5 separate regions of the Homo sapiens genome follow, and all the other regions are linked to region 4. Evidence: chromatin contacts called from ENCODE Hi-C or POLR2A ChIA-PET data. All regions are on one chromosome and are shown on one strand. Each heading gives the region's core, a stretch centred on a gene start or an enhancer-like site at or near the end of the contact. The rest is flanking DNA. Distances are from core to core; before and after follow the strand shown. Region 1 holds the start of NPDC1 (neural proliferation, differentiation and control 1). Region 2 overlaps GRIN1 (glutamate ionotropic receptor NMDA type subunit 1). Region 3 holds the start of SAPCD2 (suppressor APC domain containing 2). Region 4 holds the start of SNHG7 (small nucleolar RNA host gene 7). Region 5 holds the start of TPRN (taperin).

Region 1 (2,700 bases), core at 67-2,566, 320 kb after region 4:
CTCCCATCCAGGGGCACTGAGCCCAGGAGGAAGCCGGCCTCACTCTGGCCCCTTGAGGCCACACACACAGAACCAGGCTGCCCAGGACAGCGCCTCAGCTGTGCCACAATCCACTTAACTTCTCCATGCCTCGGATTCCTTGCCTGTAAAACGGGCTCACAGCACCTCTTCTGCAGGGCTGCCAGGAGTACTGTACGAATGCAGTCGCAAAGTCTCCCAGTTCAGTCCCCCCAGAAAAACGTCAGCTTTGCATCCTGGGTTCCTGCAGGGAGCTCTGCTCTCTGGACCCTCAGGACCCATCTGTGCAGGTGAGAGGGTGTCCCAGGACCCTGGGCTTATCACCCTCCTCCGGAGTCCACCTGCAGCCCTCAGTCCCAAAGACAGAATGCCAGTGCCCTCGAGGGCAGGGGATGCAGGCGGAGGCTCTGAGGCTGCAACAGTCTCCCTCCTATTGAAGCTAGAACAGCACCCCGAGCCTGCGCCATAAGTGCCCCCAGAACTTCAGCGCCCACCATGGCGCACAAGGCCGGTGCCCAGCGCCACCCAAGGCGTGAGGACAGGCAGAGCAGCACTGAGGCCCCGACCCCGGGACGCGCACCGGCAGCGAAGCCGGCGGGCACTCAGGGCCAGCCCCACACCCGCAGGAGCCCCGAACACGGAGACACAGAGACGCACACAGGCAGACTCCCGGCGGGCCCGCCCAGAGCCAGATGGCCGCGGCGCGGAGGCCTGAGCCAGACGCGCTCCCGGCGGAAGAAGCCATGAATGTAAGGTACGCCTCTGGGAACCGGCAGAAGCCCCATCCGGCGCGGCCTTTTGGAGGCTCCGCGCTGCGCCCTCCGGCCAGGCCTGTTTATTCCATCGTGGGCGAGGCGGGGCCCCCGCCACCAGCGGACCAGGCCTGCAGGGCCTGCGGGCCTGGGCAGGACGAGGGCGGCGGCGCCCGGCAACCCGGTCCCCGCCCGGCGATCCCGGCCCCGGGGCGCCCCGCGGCCTGCGCCCAGCGCGCTCGCTCACCCGGGTGGCCGGCGGCGGCTCCACGCAGGGCGGCGCCGAGGACGAGGCCGGAGAGCAGCAGCCGCAGCAGCCGCAGGTGCCGCGGGGAGGGCGGAGGCAGCGGCGTCGCCATCCTTCAGCGCCGCCGCCGGGGCAGCATGGCACCGCGAGGCCAGGGGCTCGGCGCGGGCTCCGGGCTCCGCGTCGGGAGCAGCGGAGGCAGCGGGGGAGGACGCAGGAGGAAGAAGAGGCGGATGCCAAGGAGGAGGAGGAGGAAGAGGAAAGGCACGGGCGGCGGCGCTGACGCTGCAGCAAGGATCCGGGATGGAGGCGCCGGCGAGGCGCGCACGCGGAGACTGCGCCTGCGCGCTCCACCTGAGGGGGCGGGAGGGCGGCTCCAGACTGCGCCCCCTCCCCCTGCTCCAGTTCTGGTCCCCTCTCCGGGCCTCGCTGGACCTCTCTCGGCCTCAGGGTGTCTCGGCACCTGCGGTCTCTGGGGCCGGTGCGGTTCCCAGAAGTCCGGCTGGGTTTGGGCCGCGGGTGGGCTTCTCCAGGATGCGCTCCCTTCTGGCCTCTTCCCGGTAGGACTCCGAGCCCCTCACCCGCACCCGCGATGGGGCAGAGGACCTGTGTGGGCCTAGCCTCGCGAGCGCACAGAGACACAGGAGCGCCGGGCGCACGCAGACAGGTGCTCACGAGCTGGGCAGGTGCACAGGAAGGCACAGGTGTGCCCACAGAGGCAGGGGCACCCCCACTCGCGGGAAAAGCAAATACAGGAACACAGAACGGCCCCGGCCCCGACTGCAGCTTTGGCTGGAGCCGCGGCGGCCGCGCTCAGTGAGGCCACCAGGGGGCAAGAGTGATCCGGAGCCACTGAGGACCGGAGCTGGGAGCTGTCCAAGGTGTTCAGGGTCCCCAGGTGACAGCCCTTTAGCTCCCTCAGGACAATGGGCATCTTTTTTTTTTTTTTTCTTTGAGACAGCGTCTCTGTCGCCTAGCCTGGAGTGCAGTGGTGCCATTTCGGCCCACTGCAACCTCCACCTCTCGGGTTCAAGTGATTCTCGTGCCTCTGCCTCCTGAGTAGCTGGGATTACAGGCGCGTGCCACCATGCTGGGCTAATTTTTGTATTCTTAGTACAGACGGGGTTTCACCATGTTGCCTCAGCTGGTCTTGAACTCCTGACCTCAGGTGATACGCCAGCCTCAGCCTCCCAAAGTGCTGGGATTACAGGCGTGAGCCACTGTGCCCAGCTGACAACGGGCATCTCTGATGCCCCCCTTGCACCTCACCTGTTGCCTCCCAAGAGCACGCCCACCCCATCCCACTAGAAACCTCCTTTGACTAGTCATTCAGAGAACAAGAGTGAGACCTCCAACCCGGGGTGTCCCCTTGGTCCTTCCAGTCTCAGAACTCCAAAGCTGGGGCTGGCTGCCCTCAGGTTTATCAAATGACTTTAAAAAAAAATGGTGAAGAGGGGAGGGAAGAGCAGAATAAGAACCACCACCCTCCTCGCCAGGGCACTGAGCATAGAGACAGTGTCTAAGCTCACTTCCCAGGAAGGTGAGGAGGCGAGTGGGCAAGACCAGGCCTTCCCATCCTGGAGAAAACTGGCTTGGGGAGGGGCTGCAGGGCCTGGCTGGGGCTGCAGGATGCCTTTTGGAGGTGCAGGACACTCAGTCCCAGGTGAGAAGGGCAAGGTGCCC
Region 2 (2,700 bases), core at 125-2,624, 420 kb after region 4:
CGCCCCCTGCACTCGGCTTTAAGCTCACAGGTCACTTGTCCACTCCACTCATCCAACTGCAAGCCCCAGGGAGGGTTGGCCTGGGCTCCAGGAAAAAAGATTTTTAAAGACGTGACCAGGCAAAGTCCCAAGGGTATGCACAGGTCCCAAAGAAGGAATGCCCCGCCCAGGGAAAGACCCGCCCAGAAAAAAAGACCCGCCAAGGGAAAGCTCCGCCCAGAAAAAGACCTGCCCAGGGAAAGCCCCGCCCAGAAAAAAGGTCCTCCCAGGGAAAGCCCCACCCAGGGAAAGCTCCACCCAGATAAAAGCCCGCCCAGGGAAAGCCCCGCCCAGAAAAAAAGATCCGCCAAGAGAAGTCTCCGCCCAGATAAAAGCCCCGCCCAGAAAAAGACCCGCCAAAGGAAAGCCCAGCCCAGAAAAAAGACCTGCCCAGGGAAAGCCCCACCCAGGGAAAGCTCCGCCCAGATAAAAGCCCGCCCAGGGAAAGCCCCGCCCAGAAAAAAGACCAGCCCAAGGAAAGCTCCGCCCAGGGAAAGCCCCGCCCAGAAAAAAAGACCTGCCCAGGGAAAGCTCTGCCCAGATAAAAGCCCGCCCAGGGAAAGCCCCGCCCAGAAAAAAGACCAGCCCAAGGAAAGCCCTGCCCAGAAAAAAGACCGCCCAGGGAAAGCCCCGCCCAGAAAAGACCCGCCCAGGAAAAGCTCTGGCCAGATAAAAGCTCAGCCCAGGGAAAGCCCCGCCCATAAAAAAGCCCCGCCCAGATAAAAGCCCTGCCCAGCGAAAGCCTCGCCCAGGGAAAGCCCCACCCAGAAAAAGACCCGCCCAGGGAAAGCCCAGCCCAGAGAAAAGACCCGCCCAGGGAAAACTCTGCCCAGATAAAAGACCCGCCCAGGGAAAGCCCCGCCCAGAAAAAGTCCCGCCCAGGGAAAGCCCCGCCCAGAAAAAAAACCCGCCCAGGGAAAGCCCCGCCCAGAAAAAAGTCGCGCCCGGGGAAAGCCCTGCCCAGAAAAAGTCCCGCCCAGGGAAAGCCCCGCCCAGGGAAAGACCCGCCCAGAAAAAAGTCCCGCCCAGAAAAAAGTCGCGCCTGGTGAAAGCCCTGCCCAGAAAAAAGACCAGCCCAGGGAAAGCCCCTCCCAGAAAAAAAGACCCGCCCAGGAAAAAGCTCTGGCCAGATAAAAGCTCCGCCCAGGGAAAGCTCCGCCCAGGGAAAGCCCCGCCCAGAAAAAAAGCCCCACCCAGGGAAAGCCCAGCCCAGAAAAAGACCCGCCCAGGGAAAACTCCACCCAGAAAAAAGACCAGCCCAGAGAAAGCCCAACCCAGAAGAAAGCCCCACCCAGGGAAAGCCCCGCCCAGGGAAAGCTTCACCCAGAGAAATTCCCACTTAGAGAAATTCCCACTCAGAGAAAGCCCCACCCAGAAACGTGCCACCCAGGGAAAGCCCCACCCAGTGAAAGCCCCTACCAGAAAAAGCCCCGCCCAGAAAAAGCCCCTCTTAGAGAAAGCCCCGCCAGACTCTCAGAAGTTAATTTCCTTTTTCGTTGTTTTGAGAGGGAGTCTTGCTTTGTCACCCAGGCTGGAGTGCAGTAGTACAATCTCAGCTCACTGCAACCTCTGCCTCCTGGGTTCAAGCGATTCTCCTGCCTCAGCCTCCCGAGTAGCTGGGACTACAGGCACAAGCCACCACACCCGGCTAATTTTTGTATTTTTAGTAGAGACGGGGTTTCACCATGTTGGCCAGACTGGTCTCGAACTTGTGGCCTCTTTTTTTTTTTTTTTTTTTTTCTTTGAGATGGAGTCTCACTCTGTCACCCAGGCTGGAGTGCAGTGGCTCGATCTCGGCTCATTGCAAGCTCCACCTCCCGGGCTCACGCCATTCTCCTGCCTCAGCCTCCCAAGTAGCTGGGACTACAGGCCCCTGCCACCACGCCCTGCTACTTTTTTGTATTTTTAGTAGAGACGGGGTTTCACCATGTCAGCCAGGATGGCCTCAATCTTCTGGCCTCATGATCTGCCCGCCTCGGCCTCCCAAAGTGCTGGGATTACAGGAGTGAGCCACCGTGCCCAGCCACTTGTGGCCTCTTCTGTTATTTTCTGAATTGTTTACACTTCCCTTACTCATCACAGAGCTTGAGAGAAATTCTGTAGCTGTGATGGGATAAAAGGATGGATGGGCAGGTGAACAAATGGACAGACAGCTGGCTGGGAAGTGGAATTTCTTCATCCAAGATGGGTCAACTCAAGGAATCGATTGCCCTAAAACATACCTGTTCCACTGTTGGCCACTTTTGCAATAGACAAGTTCACATCAAGCTAGACCTGCCTGATCCCTACATTCTAACTGGAGTGACCAACAGGACACGGGAGAGAAAACCACATACAAAACCAATCCACAGAACCCCGCCATGCCCAGGTCCCCACAGAGAGGGGAGGGGGCGTTTTCTCCACTTTTTTTTCTCGGCCTGTGAGCCCCTGAGCCGTGCACTGCGGTCCCACAGGTTGACCCCGCGTTGCCAGCCTCAGGGCCAAGGTCACGTTTCCAGACATGGCCCTAAGAAAAAGGCCAGCCCAGGGGAAGGGACATGGTCAGGGCACACAGGAACCACGTGCATACCACACATCCATGCCCATGAGCACACACCACACACCACATGTGTATGCACATACCATACACACGTGCACAAATGCATGTATACACACTATAGT
Region 3 (2,700 bases), core at 164-2,663, 340 kb after region 4:
GCCATAATACAGGTCCTGTTCCCAAGGCAGGCACTGGGTTGGGGGAGACAGGGGACCATTCAGCAATCTCCCATCACTGCCAACTGGACCGGAAGGCAGGAGAGGAGTGTGCCAGCCATCCCCAGGGACTACGGCCTATGTCCCTCCATGGCATCTGCCATAGTACAGCCCCACTGGGGTGCAGGAGATCCACCCACGCCCCTGCCCATCTTGGCAACAGGGCCAGGTCCTCTTGGGCCACCAGCAGCAGCCCCCGCCTGCCTAGGCCTCAGTGGGGTCAGTGGGCCCAGCCCCCCTGGCTAAGCTGTCACACTGAGAAGGGGGACCCTTTCTTTGAGAAGGAAGCACTTCTGCCTGAGCAGCCACAGACAGGAGGCTGAGGGCCCAGGTGTCCCCAGGTGCGGAAAGGGTATTGGAGATGGAGAGCCCAAGCTCAGGCTTGGTACAGGTTGGGCTCCCGGTGGGTTTTCTGAGTCACCTGCCACCCCCCGGCCCTGGTGGCCTTATGCTGTGGCAGGAGAGGGTCTGGCTTGCCTCCCTAAGCAAGCCCCTGGGCTCACCGCGACAAGCATGAAGCCCTTTCCCTCCAGACCCGCCGAGGCGCCCTCCAGGATCCGGAGTCCACGAAGAGCCGCTCCCCGGTCCCGTCCCTTGTGGGAAATGCACGGGCAGCAGCTGTGGGACTGCGGTTTCTGGCCCGGGCCCGGGAGAGCTACGAGGGTGCCCGGGGGCCGTCCGGAACTCACCTGCGTCCGCGCTGGAGCTCGGTTCCAGCGCCGCGCTCTGGGACCGCTCGGGCTCCGCGGGGCAGGGCGCCGCCTCAGCCGGGGCGCACAGCTGCTCCGGGCTGCGGGCGGCGGCGCTGGGACCGGCCAGAGGGGCGCGCACGCCCAGGGGCAGGGGCTTCCTCTCCAGGACCGTCCGCGGCTCGTCGGCCGGAGCGAACACCAGGCGCTGCGGCGGCGGCGGCGGCTGATCCCCGGGCCGGGCCGGGGCGCGCGTGGGGTCCCGGGGGCCGCCGTCGGCGCTCAGCAGGGAGGTGCGCAGGCCGGCCACGAAGCGCTCGAAGGTCAGGTAGCCGCTGGCCGGGGCCACCTGGCGCAAGCCCTCCAGCACCCCGCGGGGCAGCTCCCGCGCGTCGGTGCCCTGCCAGCGGGACTCGATCTCGCGCAGGTGCACGCAGCCGCGCCGCCGGTCGTCCAGGATGTCGAACAGGGTGCGCAGGCTCTGCAGGAAGGCGCGCGGCAGCCCCTCCGTGCTGGGCGCGGGTGCGGGGGGAGGCACGCGGCCCCGCTCGGCCATGGCGGCCCCGGCCATGGGCGCCCGGGATCGGTCCCCTCGTCCACCCGCGTGCGTCCCAGCGCGGCCCCACGGAGGGGCCGGCCCGGCGAGCTCAGCCCACGGCGACAATAGCGACTACTTTTGAATGGGGCCCTCCTCGCGGCGTCAGCCCTCATTAACATGCGCCGCGGCCATTGGCCGAGCCCGTCCCATCTGCTCTCTGATAGGCTGAGAGGAGGTTTGATTTTTTTTTTTTTTTTCTTGCCGAGTGGCCCTGGGAGGCGCGCGGAGGCCCTGGGCAGGCGGAACCGGATCCCCCAGCTCCTGCTCCACTCTGGCCTCGCAGACCTTCCTTTCTGCCCCGCCCCAGCCCCACCAAACCTCCTGCCGCGGCCAGGCGCTTTCTCGGATCCAGCTGTGGCTGGCTGCCCCGGCCACCTCTCCAAGGGGCGGGGCCTGGCACCCTACAAAAAAACCTGTCTCCAGGTAGCCTCGTGGGGTAAGAATGGGGGGGGGCACCCCCTCCAAAGATCCCACTTTTCCCCTCTAGTTCCCTGGCCGCAAGCACAGGTGACCCTGCGGCCCCCTTCTCTTCCACCAGGAGGGCCCCAAGAGGATCGTAGGCTCCAGCCAGCTGGGCGCTTCCCACTCACAGAGGCCTTTCTGTCCCCACTGCTGCTGGCTCCTCCTCTGGTCCCTCGGGACAGTCTGGCCTGGCCTGCCTGCTGCAGAACAAAGCCACTTTCTCCTGTGTCCCCAGATCCCCATCTAGTGACCAGCTCCCTCTGCCTCTTGCTCTCCTCTCCTCCTTCCCCTGGCTGGACACCTCCTCCAGCTGCTCTCCTGGCTCCCGCAGCCCTGTCCCCCTGCCTCTGCTGTGTTTCCAGCTGGGATCTGGTCACTCTGTCTTCATTTGGTCTGTCCACATGGGAGGTGAGACCAGGCCTTAGCCTGGGTTCTAGCCCTGGGAGCCCATCTCAGGGCTGGCCAGTAGTACCCTCTAGGTTCCAGGGAGGTGTTCAGGGTGCAAACACCCTCCCCAGACAGGCCCCCAATCCGAGACTTGCCTTGGCCCTCTGCGGGTCTCCCACCCTCCCTCCTGGGCAGGCCTCAGCTGGCATACCTACCTGGGTCTCTGTCCTCAGGCCTGAGCCACTGGTGCCTGTGTCTCAAGCTGTAGAGGCATCTTCCCAGGCCAGGGAGTATCCTGGGTCCACTTCTCTTCTGGGTCACTCACTCTAAGTGGGACTCCTTCATCGTAGGGAATGCTGGAAGGACATAAGAAGCTCTGAGCCTGGAGCAGCCCATCAGAGCTTGGTCCTGTAAGCCAGCTTCCCCTTTAATGGCTGGTCTGCTCAAAAACCCAGCACGAGGCCGAGGCGGGAGGATCACTTGAGCTGGGGAGTTCAAGACCAGCCT
Region 4 (2,831 bases), core at 190-2,689:
AGGAGTGTGAGACTATCAAACATTCAAACGTTCACGGGGCAGAACGCTGAGCGTAGACATAGCCTCTCTAATCTCTGCCACCTAATGACACAGATGTGACACGGCAGCCACAGCTGCAACGCCTCTAGGGGCAGTGTCCTGTTGAAGACTAAATAATCCGTTTTTACTCCCCTGGAGACAGCTTCTAGCCTCAATGTGAACACAAGACCGACTGGTCCCTCCAGTCACTTAAGATGTTGCACAGGAGGGCTTAGTTACATTGGAGGATTGACCCTGTTCCAGCTCCAATGCACCAACTTACCCAACACCCCACGCACGTGTCATCTCCAGTGAGCAGACGTCCTAGAGAAAAAAAGAAACCGCAATTTTGTATAAATCTTGCAAACACCACAGAGGAGCATCACATAAACACTGCGTTTTTTGGGAGGCCGAGGCGGGCAGATCACTTGAGGTCAGGAGTTCAAAACCAGCCTGGCCAACACGGTGAAACCCGTCTCTCTAAAAAAAAAAAAAAAAAAAGTTAGCTGGCCTAGTGGCTGGCGCCTGTAATCCCAGCTACTCTGGAGGCTGAAGCAGGAAAGTCGCTTGAACCCAGGAGGCAGAGGTGGTAGTGAGCTGAGATCGCGCCACTGCACTCCAGCCTGGGCAACTGAGACTCTGTCTCGAAAAGAAAAAGACTGCGTTTTGCTGCATCTGGTCTCCAGGAAGGCGGACCAAAGAAGCTCCCTGCCACCAAAAAGCTCACTGTCACAAGGGCCGTTCTAGAAAAATCCGACCCATGTTACTCTCTCCCCTTACTCTACGCTTAATTTGCGGGAGGGGAAGTTGGAGTTACAACACAGTGGCCACGAAACGCGGGCTGCTGATCCCCTGCAGGTATCAAGGGACCAGGACCACGAGGCGGAATGCCCACCAGACAACCGAGCAGTCCTCCTCCCGCCAGAACAGCCTCCCGCTGAGCAGCCACAGTGACAAGGAAACCACCTGACGCAGCATAAGAAATCAATTTTTCAAAGATGCCGACAAACATCTTCCCACAGCCTGAGCGACTCAGGGAAGCAGCGGCAGGAGCGGAAGGGTCGTGGGTGAACGGGGTGCCTTTCTCTAAGATCCGAATTCGCGCACTCAGCTCTCACCAGGCTTCCCGAAGCTTCCTGGCTGGAAACCGCGCAGGGCCGGCAGCGCCCTCTCCACCAAGGGACACACCAGCGGCGCCTCCTCCGCGGCCCGGGCCCCCATCCCGCGGCTCGCGCGGCCAGGACGCCCCAGGTCGGAGCCTGCCCCCACCCCGCACCCGGAGGCCAGCAGCCCAGTCCCCTAGGCCGCGCAGCGCCAGCGAGAGCGAGGCTGCAGGGCGAGGCCCGGTGAGGCGCTCGAGAACTGGCCGGGAGGAGAAGTCAGGCGGCCCACCCGCCACGGCAGCCTCCGGCGCACGCAGAGGACGAGAAGGGAAGCGCCGCGCCTTTTATAGCGCGTACGGCGGCCCGCAAGAGTCAATCCGCCCCGCCCAAGCAGCGCCCCCCAGCGGTCCCCGGCCGTTCAGCTCCCCGCGCCCGCACGTGGGCGCTGCTCAGTGGCTGGCGGGCGGGCGTGTGGGTTCGCCACGCAGAGCAGCGGCAGCGCCGTGACCCGTGTCCTGCACCGCGACCGCCCCACGGGGCCAGCAGCCAGGGCCGCGCCGTTTCCGACCCGCCGGGTGCCGGGCACGCCACGGACACGCGCGGCTCCCCGTTTTCGCGGAGGATTCCCAGGCCGGGTCAGGAGGACGCTCCACGAGCCCGTGGGTCCCGGTGGTCCCAGCCATTGGGGCGGCTCCCGTGACTGTCGAGCAGCGCCCACCCCGGGCAGCATGGGGCTCCCGCGACGCGCTCCGTCCCTTCCCCACCAGGGGCTCTGCCGGTGTCGGCCATGGGCGCGGGTACACACCAGGCGCCTAATGAGTGCTGAGGCGGGCGAGGGTCCCGGCAGGCGGGATTACCGCGGCCAGGCCTGACTAGCGCCCTGTCTGCGCTGTGTCCTGGGACCTCGGTCACCGCGCAGGGCGGGACACCGAGGCCTCGCGGCCAAGCGACTCGCCGCGGTCGCCGGGCTGCGAACGGTGGAGCCGCCGGGACTCGGACCAGGACGCGAGCTCCAGAGCAGGGGATGACAGGCCTGAGCCGCAGGGGCCGGGAGGAAGGCCGCGCTGCTGTCCTGGGGCTGGGCAGCCTCCGCATTGCACAGCGCAGACCGCTCTAGCCTTAGGCCTGGAGGGGACACCAGGAGATGAGGCTTCTGGCTCAGCCTGCTCTCTGCAGCCACAGGCAAAGGCCAGGAAGGCCGGGGTGCGGGAGCTGGCATAGGAGCTGGCTCCAGCTCGGGTACTGGCTTAGAGGGAGCAGGAGCTGGTGATAAATTCAACTCAAATTTTCATTGCCTTTGCAAAGCCAGAAAACACCCCAGGGCTCCTAAGAAAAGCCCCAGCGCAGGACCCCAGGACACTTTGCAACTGGGCTGCAACTGCGCGGTCTGAGGCTCCTCCCTGTGTGGCCCCACCAGCAGGCTGGGTTCTAGCTCTGGTGTTGGGGCTGGAGCTGGCACCACAGCAGGCTCCACCTCCAGAGATGGTGCAGGCTCTGTCCTAGCACTGACACGGTTGTTGGAGACAAGCTGGCTCTGCCCCGGGGACCGATGCTCTGGAGCTGCCTCTAGCTGTGTTGCTGTTGCTAGTCTTTGCCCTGGGAAAAGTGTCAGAGCTGGTCCTAGCTCTGGATATGGTGCTAGAGCTGGTTCTTGATTGGATTTCGCTCTAGAGCTGGCAGGAACTCTGGCTCTCGTTCTGAAGCTGGTGC
Region 5 (2,829 bases), core at 1-2,500, 470 kb after region 4:
AGCGAGGGCGGTGGCTGTCCTGGGACAGGCCCCCTCCTCGACTGCCCACTGTGCCTCGACCTCCAGGGGGCTCTTCCCGAGGGCAGGCGCACCATCCCCTCCAGGCACCGGCTGGGATCCGAGCTCCTGGCTCGGGGAGGCCGGGCCCAGGTCTCCCTTTGGCAGCTCCACGGACTGCCTCCCCTCAGGAGGAGGAGCCCCGGAGGCCTTGCTCTTGGGGATGACCATGAAAGAATTTCGAGAGTTTGCGCGGAGGCTGGCCAGCGCCCGGGCCTGGAGGTCCCCCAAGGGGATGGTCTCCATAACTGGCTTGGGGGCCGGCCGTATCTCGAAGGAGTCGTTGGTGCTGGTGGCTGCGGAGACGCACTGGCGCTGGCTAGGAGTGGCACTGGCAGGGGGTGAGGCTGGAGTGGCACTCGGGGTCCCGGGGCTGGGGGGCGGGTGGAGGGAGGGATCCCCCGACTCCACCTTTGGCTTCCACTGTCCCGACCCAGGCGGGGAGCCCGCGAGGCGGTTGGCAGGGCCGGCCCGGGGCTCAGGGGCCGAGTGCCCGTTGGAGAGCAGGCGGGCGCCCGCGCCGCGGTGCAGACCCCGGGGGTGGACGGTGAAGGAGTTGCTGCCGGTCTTCTGGAGGAAGTCGCTGCGCCGGGCCCCGGGGCTCGCCCCGCCACCGCGGGGCCCGGGCGCGGCGGGCGGGCTGGGGGCCGCGGGCGGGGGCCGGGGCGGCGCGGGCGGCGGCGGCGGCGGCGGGGGGCGGGCGCGCTCGGGGCTCCCGCGGCGGCGCGGCGCGGCGGGCGGGTCGAACCTCTCCAGTAGGCGGCTGACGCGGCCGGGCGGCGCCCCGTACACCAGCACCTCGGCGGCGCGGATCTGCGCGGCCCCCGGGGCGGGCGGCGCGGGCGGGAAGCCGGGCACCGTCTCGATGATGAGGACGCTGTCGGCGCGGAGGGCGCGCACGCCAGGCACGCGGCGGTACCGCTCCAGCAGCCGCGCCCCCGCCGCGCCCCCGCCGCGCCGCCGCTCGGCCTCCAGCAGCATGAACGGGTTCTCGCGCAGCGGGCCCAGGCTCTCGGCCAGCACCCGCTGCTCGGGCTCCGCCGCCCCGGGCCCCGCGCCCCCGCCCAGCGCGGCTAGCTTGGCCCGCTTCCGCTCCAGGATCTCACGCTTCCAAGCGGGCACCGCAGCGCGCGGCCCCGAGCCCGGCCGCCCCAGGGCGGCCATGCTGCGAACGCGGCAGCGGACGGCTGGACTGAGGGCCGGAGTGGCAGCCGCCGCCGCGGCCAGCCTGGGCGCCGCGGCCACGCCCCCTCCCGGGCCACCGACCATTGGGGAAAGCCCGCTCTCCCCGCCCCGTGCGGGAGGCCCACCTATGGCAGGGGAGGAGGGCGGGCCCCTCAAGTGACCCTACCGATTGGACAACACTCGCCTCAACCCCGCCTCCCAAGGGACTTCATTGGACAACGCCTATCACCGGAGCTGGCCTCCATTGGGGACGGCCCCCCGGACACACCCCGGTGCCTCGCGCCGCTCACTGGCAGACCCCACTTCCGCCTCTGCGCTCTCAGCTCCCGGCGTCCCTGGGGGTAGCCGGGTGCGCGGCCCCTGGACCCTGCGCCCCGAGTGACCTTGGCTGAGCTTGGGACTTCCTCATGCTGCCAGCACCGAGGCCGCCTGTTCCGTCCGCTGAGAGCGCGGTGCAGGAAGGGCGCTGCTCCAGGACCGAAGGCACCCGTGTCCGTGGACGGTGCACAGGCCACACTCTGGCCCGGACCCTGCTTTCACCAGGGGTCCTCCGACCTCCGGCAGGTGCCTGCGGGGCTTGGAAATGCCAATTCTGGAGCCCCGAGCAGCCCCAACGAACCAGTTTCTCAGAAATCCCTAGTTTTTATAGGCTGCCCAGGTGGGAGCCTCTTAACCCAACCTTGCCATCCGTGGTCCCCAAAAAGCATCTGCAGGAGCAGGCACAAAGGAAGCAGCCTCTCCCGCCACACGCAAGCAGGTTCACCAGGGCAGGGCCCTGCATGCTTGGAGAGCTCTCCAATGCATTCAGAGCCAAAAAAAAAAAAAAAAAGCCAGGGTAACGGTGGGCCCCATAGGGCCGACCCCTGTGTCTGATTATTCCACCCTGCTGCCACGTTAAGGTTACTCCTCTCCCATCGGTTGAACGTCCCCTCATCAAGGCTCCGGATACCATGACCCTGAGGGCACAGCCTCCCGGCTGACAAGTCCCTTCTGCCCCAGGGAGGGCTTCAGAGTGCTTCCACAGCCTTTCAAGCCTGCAGACAATAGGGAGATCGCTTGGAGTCACGGGGAGAAGGGGAATTGGAGTGCACGGACATCACCTTCTTTCCATCACCTGCCCTGCAGTCAGCAGCCTGCTCAGTAGACACTGCTGTTTCCCACACCAAGGTCGCCTGGGTCTCTGCAATGATGCAGAACAGATTTTTTTTTTTTAACTTGGGGATGCCCTTCTCAGCTTCTGTGCCCCATGACAGTCTGCAGCAGCCGCTAGCTTAATGCTTGCCTTATTCTCCTGCCACTCCATTAAGCTGGAGAAAATAAACTTTTTCTTTTTCTTTTTTTTTTGAGATAGAGTCTTGCTCTTGTCACCCAGGCTGGAGTGCAGTGGCACGATCTCGGCTCACTACAACCTCCGCCTCCAGGATTCAAGCGATTCTCCTGCCTTCGCCTCCCAAGTAGCTGGGGTTACAGGTGCCCACCACAACGCCCGGCTAATTTTTGTATTTTTAGTAGAGACGGGATTTCGCCATGTTGGCCAGGCTGGTCTCGAACTCCTGGCCTCATGATCTGCCTGCCTTGGCCTCCCAA

What was found. A loop is a pair of places that touch in the nucleus more often than their neighbours do. ChIA-PET counts read pairs that join two places held with the same protein, here RNA polymerase II (POLR2A). Pooled maps may share reads with other maps.
Region 1: a pooled map shows a loop between it and region 4 (2.9-fold over the local background). The contact joins the promoter of NPDC1 here to the promoter of SNHG7 in region 4. A Hi-C loop is called at or near these places in 4 of 50 pooled maps. POLR2A ChIA-PET finds 5 or more read pairs at or near these places in 4 of 52 experiments (HEK293, T-cell, activated CD4-positive, alpha-beta memory T cell and 1 more).
Region 2: a loop to region 4 is called in a pooled map, with 4 times the contacts of the local background. The contact joins the enhancer-like site here to the promoter of SNHG7 in region 4. A Hi-C loop is called at or near these places in 2 of 50 pooled maps. POLR2A ChIA-PET finds 5 or more read pairs at or near these places in 4 of 52 experiments (B cell, BJ, OCI-LY7 and 1 more).
Region 3: a loop to region 4 is called in a map with no recorded cell type, with 7 times the contacts of the local background. The contact joins the promoter of SAPCD2 here to the promoter of SNHG7 in region 4. A Hi-C loop is called at or near these places in 1 of 168 maps with a recorded cell type or tissue (naive thymus-derived CD4-positive, alpha-beta T cell), 1 of 37 single-sample maps with no recorded cell type and 8 of 50 pooled maps. POLR2A ChIA-PET finds 5 or more read pairs at or near these places in 14 of 52 experiments (AG04450, CD4-positive, alpha-beta T cell, CD8-positive, alpha-beta T cell and 11 more).
Region 5: a pooled map shows a loop between it and region 4 (8-fold over the local background). The contact joins the promoter of TPRN here to the promoter of SNHG7 in region 4. A Hi-C loop is called at or near these places in 6 of 50 pooled maps. POLR2A ChIA-PET finds 5 or more read pairs at or near these places in 4 of 52 experiments (HEK293, PC-9, activated B cell and 1 more).

What each region holds. Positions count from the first base shown.
Region 1 is chr9:137,044,861-137,047,560 of GRCh38, forward strand. NPDC1 (neural proliferation, differentiation and control 1) reads right to left here and starts at 1,317. Exons shown (of 9, transcript NM_015392.4): 1 at 1,018-1,317. The coding sequence starts at 1,129. RefSeq lists an enhancer at 1,382-2,051.
Region 2 is chr9:137,150,142-137,152,841 of GRCh38, forward strand. The region is part of intron 4 of GRIN1 (glutamate ionotropic receptor NMDA type subunit 1); the gene reads left to right. Among named protein-coding and RNA genes, the nearest start is that of GRIN1, 12 kb to the left of the region's middle. RefSeq lists an enhancer at 1,290-1,609. Within about 2 kb of position 1,375, at least 4 of the 41 ENCODE cell types and tissues checked have a DNase peak (open chromatin) inside an H3K27ac peak, as active enhancers do; they include B cell and OCI-LY7, where a contact is called at or near this core.
Region 3 is chr9:137,069,144-137,071,843 of GRCh38, forward strand. It overlaps SAPCD2 (suppressor APC domain containing 2), which reads right to left and starts at 1,414. Exons shown (of 6, transcript NM_178448.4): 1 at 747-1,414. The coding sequence starts at 1,317. RefSeq lists silencers at 742-791, 842-891, 1,062-1,471 and an enhancer at 1,576-2,555.
Region 4 is chr9:136,726,745-136,729,575 of GRCh38, forward strand. SNHG7 (small nucleolar RNA host gene 7) reads right to left here and starts at 1,440. Exons shown (of 5, transcript NR_024543.1): 1 at 1,137-1,440; 2 at 302-342. It overlaps LOC124900276 (cuticle collagen 2-like), which reads right to left and starts at 1,440. Exons shown (of 5, transcript XM_047424334.1): 1 at 1,137-1,440; 2 at 302-342. It overlaps SNORA17A (small nucleolar RNA, H/ACA box 17A), which reads right to left and starts at 135; the gene lies at 3-135. RefSeq lists silencers at 1,188-1,867, 2,021-2,190 and an enhancer at 2,638-2,787.
Region 5 is chr9:137,199,491-137,202,319 of GRCh38, forward strand. TPRN (taperin) reads right to left here and starts at 1,251. Exons shown (of 4, transcript NM_001128228.3): 1 at 1-1,251. The coding sequence starts at 1,221. RefSeq lists silencers at 853-922, 1,013-1,482 and an enhancer at 1,711-2,239.